2 separate regions of the Homo sapiens genome follow, and region 2 is linked to region 1. A link is an interaction called in ENCODE POLR2A ChIA-PET data of the cell type or tissue named here. Cell type or tissue: PC-9. All regions are shown on one strand. Links, peaks and the distances in the headings refer to the core of each region. The heading gives the core; the rest is flanking DNA. Region 1 has its middle 3.7 kb from the start of DDX39A. Region 2 has its middle 2.0 kb from the start of RLN3.

Region 1 (2,913 bases), core at 131-2,630:
CGAGTGAAAGCCAGACTGTTTATTTTTTTCTTTTTATTTATATCATGTAATTTTATTTTTTGAAACGGAGTCTCGCTCTGTCGCCCAGGCTGGAGTGCAGTGGTGTGATCTCAGCTCACTGCAGCCTCCACCTCCCAGGTTCACAAGATTATTCTGCCTCAGACAACTGAGTAGCTGGGATTACAGGTGCCTGCCACCATGCCCAGATAATTTTTGTAGTTTTAGTAGAGACGAGTTTTCTCCATTTTAGCCAGGCTGGTCTTGAACTCTTGACCTCAGGTGATTCACCCGCCTCGGTTCCCAAAGTGCTGGGATTACAGGCGTGAGCCACTGTGCCTGGCCCAGACCCTGTTTGAAAAAAAATAAAAATTAGTCGGGCATGGTGGCAGGTGCCTGTAATCCCAGCTACTCGGAAGGCTGAGGCAGAAGAATCGCTTAAACCCGAGAGGTGGTGGTTGCAGTTAGCCGAGATCGTGCCACTGCACTCCAGCCTGGGGAACAAGAGTGAAACTCCGTCTCAAAAAAAAAAAAAAAAAAAAAAAAAGTAAATGGGAAAAATAAAAAGGGAAATGAAAGGAAATTTATATGAAGTAGCTTTTTAGCTTTTTTTTTTTCCTTTGGTAGAGAAGAGGTCTCACCACATTGCCCAAGCTAGTCTTGAACTTCCTGCCTCAGCCTTCCAAAGTTCTGGGATTACATGTGTGAGCCACTACACCCAGTACCTTTTCTATGTTTTGATATGTATAGATATCCAAATACCTACCATTGTAACATCACAAAGAAGATGAAGGTAAAAACAACAAAACAAATACTTAGCATTGTGTTGCAATTGCCTACAGTATTCAGACAGTTACACACTGTCCGGGTTGGTAGCCTAGGAGCAGTAGGCTTTATATAGCAGGGGTCCCCACCCCCACCCCTCCCTGGCCTTGTGGCCTGTCAGGGACCAGGCCACACAGCAGGAGGTGAGTGATGGGTGAGCATTACCTACAGCCTGAGCTCTGCCTCCTCTCAGATCAGCAACAGCATTAGATTCTCATAGCAGCTCAACCCTATTGTGAACTGTGCATGTGAGGGATCGAGGTTGCCCATTCCTTATGAGAATCTAACTAATGCCTGATGATCTGAGGTGGAACAATTTCATCCCAGAACCATCCACCCTCCTTACGTCCATGGAAAAATTGTCTTCCATCATTCAGGTCCCTGGTGCCAAAAAGGTTGGGGACTGCTGGGCTATACCACATAGCCTACACGTGTAGTAGCCATACCATCTAGGTTTTTTTTTTGAGATGGAGTCTCACTCTGTTGCCCAGGCTGGAGTGCAATGGCAGGATCTCGGCTCATTGCAACCTCCGCCTCCTGGGTTCAAGTGATTCTCCTGCCTCAGCCTCCTGAGTAGCTGGTATTACAGGTGCGCACCACCATGCCCGGCTAATTTTTGTATTTTTAGTACAGACAGTGTTTCACCATGTTGGCCAGGCTGCTCTCGAACTCCTGACCTCGTGATCCACCCGCCTTGGCCTCCCAAAGTGCTGGGAATGAACCACCATGCCCAGACCCATCTAGGTTTATCTAAGTTCCCTTGTCTAGGTCAGTTTGCATTGCTATAGAGGAATACCTGAGTCTGGGTAATTTATAAAGAGGTTTATTTGGCTCACAGTTCTGCAGACTGTACCAGAAGCATGACACTAGCATTTGTTTCTGGGAGGGCCTCGGAAAGTTTCCAATCATAGTTGAAGGGGAAGGGGAGCAGGCATTCCATGGTGAGACAGGAAGGAAGCCAGACCGAGAGAGGATAGCAGTGCCGTGCTCTTTTAAACGATCAGCAATCTCATGAATAGAAGGAGAACTCACTTTACCATGGAAATGTCACTAAGCCATTCATGAGGGATCTACCCTTGTGACCAAAAAGACCTCCCACTAGGTCCCACATCCAACACTGCGGATCACCTGTCTGCCTGCCTGGCTTCCTTCCTTCGTTTCCCCTTCCTTCCTTCCTTCCTCTTTCTTCTTTATTTTTGTTTTATTCTTTTTCTTTTTTCTCTTTTTTTTTTGAGACGGAGTCTCACTCTTTCACCCAGGCCAGACTGCAGTGGCGCTATCTCAGCTCACTGCCAGCTCCACCTCCCAGGTTCACGCCATTCTCCTGCCTCAGCCTCTCAAGTAGCTGAGACTACAGGTGTCCGCCACCACGCCCAGCTAATTTTTTGTATTTTTAGTAGAGACGGGGTTTCACCGTGTTAGCCAGGATGGTCTCGATCTCCTGACCTCGTGATCTGCCCACCTCAGCTCCCAAAGTGCTGGGATTACAGACGTGAGCCACCGCACCTGGCCTCTTTCCTCTTTTTTTTTTTTTTTTTTTTTTTTGAGACAGTCTCACTCTGTCTCCCAGGCTGGAGTGCAGTGGCACAAACATGGCTCACTGCAGCCCCAACCTCCTGGGCTCAAGAAGGATCACATTTCAACATGAGATTTGGAGGGGACAAACATCCAAACTGTATCAAACTCCATGATGTTCATACAATGACAAGATTGCCTATGGAGACATTCCTCAACATGTCCGTGTCATTATGTGACCCCATGACTGTAATTCTTGTAAAGGTGGGTGCAGTAACTGTTCAGTACGACTGTTTTTCTTTAGGGCATTGTTTCTGTACTGGGAGGAAAGGAGTTGGAGTGAAGCACAGGTGACTTCAACTTTTTTTTTTTTTTTTTTTTGAGACAGAGTTTCGCTCTTGTTGCCCAGGCTGGAGTACAATAGTGCGATCTTGGCTCAACGCAACCTCCGCCTCCCAGGTTCAAGCGATTCTCCTGCCTCAGCCTCCCGAATAGCTGGGATTACAGGCATATGCCACCACGGCTGGCTAATTTTGTGTTTTTAGTAGAGACGAGGGTTCTCCATGTTGGTCAGGC
Region 2 (2,913 bases), core at 121-2,620, 400 kb after region 1:
GGCTAATTTTTGTATTTTCAGTAGAGACGGGGTTTTACCACGTTGGCCAGGCTGGTCTCGAACTCCTGGCCTCAGGTGATCCGCCTGTCTCAGCCTCCCAAAGTGCTGGGATTACAGATATGAGCCACAGCCCTCAGCTGCTCAAAGCATTTTATATCTCTGTAATGTATTTGATTCTCCCAACAACCCAGGGTAATGGTTCTCAAATGTGAGTGAGCTTCAGAATCTTTGGGTAGGCTTGTTAAAACAGAAATCAGGCCAGGCGCGGTGGCTCACGCCTGTAATCCCAGCACTTTGGGAGGCCATGGCAGGAGGATTACCTGAGGTCCGGAGTTCGAGACCAGCCTGGCCAACATGGTGAAACCCCGCCTCTACTAAAAATACAAAAAATTAGCCGGGTGTGGTGGCTCATGTCTGTAGCCCCAGCTCCTTGGGAGGCTGAGGCAGGAGAATTGCTTGAACCTGGGAGGTGGAGGTTGCAGTGAGCTGAGATGGCGCCACTGCACTTCAGCCTGGGCAACAGAGTGAGACTCTGTCTCAAAAACAAACAAACAAAACACATATCTTTGTGTCCTACCTGCAGAGCTCCTGACTCAACAGGTATGGAACATATCTAAGAATCTGCATTTCCAACCAGTTCCCAGGTGACATTGATCCTGCTGGTTCAGAAACCAGACTTTTTTTTTTTTCTTTTTTTCAGAGACAGGGTCTGGCTATGTTGCCCAGGCTGGATTGTAGTGGTGGCAACATAGCTCACTGCAGCCTTGAATTCCCGGGTTCAAATGATCCTCCCACCTCAGCCTCCTAAGTAGCTGGGACTACAGGTGTGTACCACCATGCTCAGCTAATTTTTGTATTTTTTGTAGAGATGAGACCTCACAATGTTGCCCGGGCTGGTCTCAAACTCTTGGACTCAAGGGACCCAAATGCGTCAGACTCTCGAAGTGCTGGGATTGGCTGGACACAGTGGTTCACACCTGTAATCCCAGCACTTTGGGAGGTCGAGGCGGGTGGATCACCTGAGGTCAGGAGTTTGAGACCAGCCTGGCCAACATGATGAAACCCTGTCTCTATTAAAAATATAAAAATTAGCCGGGCATGGTGGCGGGTGCCTGTAATCCCAGCTACTGAGAAGGCTGAGGCAGGAGAATCGCTTGAACCCAGGAGGCAGAGGTTGCAGTGAGCCAAGATTGTGTCATTGCACTCCAGCCTGGAGCACCACGCCCAGCCCAGAAACCACAGTTTCTTTCTTTCTTTTTTTTTTTTTTTTGAGATGGAGTCTCGCACTGTCGCCCAGGCTGGAGTGCAGTGGCATGATCTCGGCTCACTGCAAGCTCCCCACTTCCCAGGTTCACGCCATTCTCCTGCCTCAGCCTCCCGAGTAGCTGGGACTACAGGCGCCCGCCACCACGCCCGGCTAATTTTTTGTATTTTTAGTAGAGACGGGGTTTCACTGTGTTAGCCAGGATGGTCTCGATCTCCTGACCTCGTGATCCGCCCGCCTCGACCTCCCAAAGTGCTGGGATTACAGGCGTGAGACACTGCGCCCGGCGGAAACCACACTTTTAAGAGCATGGGGTTATGAATTCAGGACTAAGATAATTCTCATATTACAAATGAGGAAACGGAGACACAGAAGGGTGTCCTGAGGCAGCAGATCCTAACGTTTTTGACGCCAGAAACCGGTTTCGTGGAAGACAATTTTTCCATGGATGGAGTGTCAAGTGGATGGTTTCGGGATGATTCAAGCGTATCACTTTTTTTTTTTTTTTTTTTTTTTTTGAGATGGAGTCTTGCTGTGTCACCAGGCTGGAGTGCAATGGCGCAATCTTGGCTCACTGCAACTTCTGCCTCCCAGGTTCAAGCGATTCTCCTGCCTCAGCTTCCGAGTAGCTGGGACTACAGGCATATGCCACCACGCCCAGCTAATTTTTGTATTTTTAGTAGAGACGAGGTTTCACCATGTTGTCCAGGTTGGTCCCGATCTCTTGACCTCATGATCCGTCCACCTCGGCCTCCCAAAGTGCTGGGACTACAGGCATGAGCCACCGCGCCTGGCCAAGCGCATCACATTTATTGTGCACTTTATTTCTATTATTATTATACTGTAGTTGTATATTGAAATAATCATACAACTCACCATAATGTAAAATTAGTGGCAGTGGCCAGGCACAGTGGCTCATGCCTGTAATCCTAGAACTTTGGGCAGCTGAGGCGGGCGAGTCACTTGAGGTCAGGAGTTCGAGACCAGCCTGGCCGACATGGTCAAACCCCATCTCTACTAATAGTACAAAAATTAGCTGGGCATGGTGGCACATGCCTGTAATCCCAGTTACTCAGGAGTCTGAGGCAGGAGACTCACTTGAACCCAGGAGGCAGAGTCTGCAGTGAGCCGAGATTGAGCCACTGTGCATCAGCGTGGGCGACAGAGTGAGACTTTGTCACAAAAAATAATCATCATCATCATAATAAAATAAAAATATATATATTGAGAGGCTGGGAATGATGGCTCACGCCTGTAATTCCGGAACTTTGGGCAGCCAAGGCAGGAGGATTGCTTGAACCCAAGAGTTCCAGACCAGCCTGGGCAACAGGTGAAACCCCACCTCTACAAATAATGTAAAAATTAGCCAGGTGTGGTGGCACACATCTGTGATCCCAGCTACTCAGGAGGCTGAGGTGGGAAGATCACTTTTGCCTAAGCGTTCAAGGCTGCCATGAGCTGAGATTGCATCACTGCACTCCAGCCTGTACAACGGAGCCAAACCTTGTCTAAAAAAAAAAAAAATTGAGGCCGGGCATGGTGGCTCATGCCTGTAATCCCAGCACTTTGGGAGGCTGAGGAGGACGGATCACTTGAGGTCAAGAGTTTGAGACCAGCCTGGCCAACACGGTGAAACCCGTCTCTACTAA

What was found. Peaks named below come from ENCODE experiments on the same cell type or tissue, not always from the same donor. Only the 100,000 strongest peaks of a DNase experiment are listed, where the experiment ranks them.
Region 2: POLR2A ChIA-PET joins it to region 1 with 10 read pairs; 2 of 35 experiments call an interaction of 5 or more read pairs at or near these places.

The regions. Positions count from the first base shown.
Region 1 is chr19:14,421,573-14,424,485 of GRCh38, reverse strand. No RefSeq gene overlaps it. Among named protein-coding and RNA genes, the nearest start is that of DDX39A, 3.7 kb to the right of the region's middle. In PC-9, for the core only: no CTCF peak of the experiment used is centred there; no DNase peak of the experiment used is centred there.
Region 2 is chr19:14,024,689-14,027,601 of GRCh38, reverse strand. No RefSeq gene overlaps it. Among named protein-coding and RNA genes, the nearest start is that of RLN3, 2.0 kb to the left of the region's middle. In PC-9, for the core only: no CTCF peak of the experiment used is centred there; a DNase peak (open chromatin) is centred at 1,681; H3K4me3 peaks cover 336 bases; H3K27ac peaks cover 1,878 bases.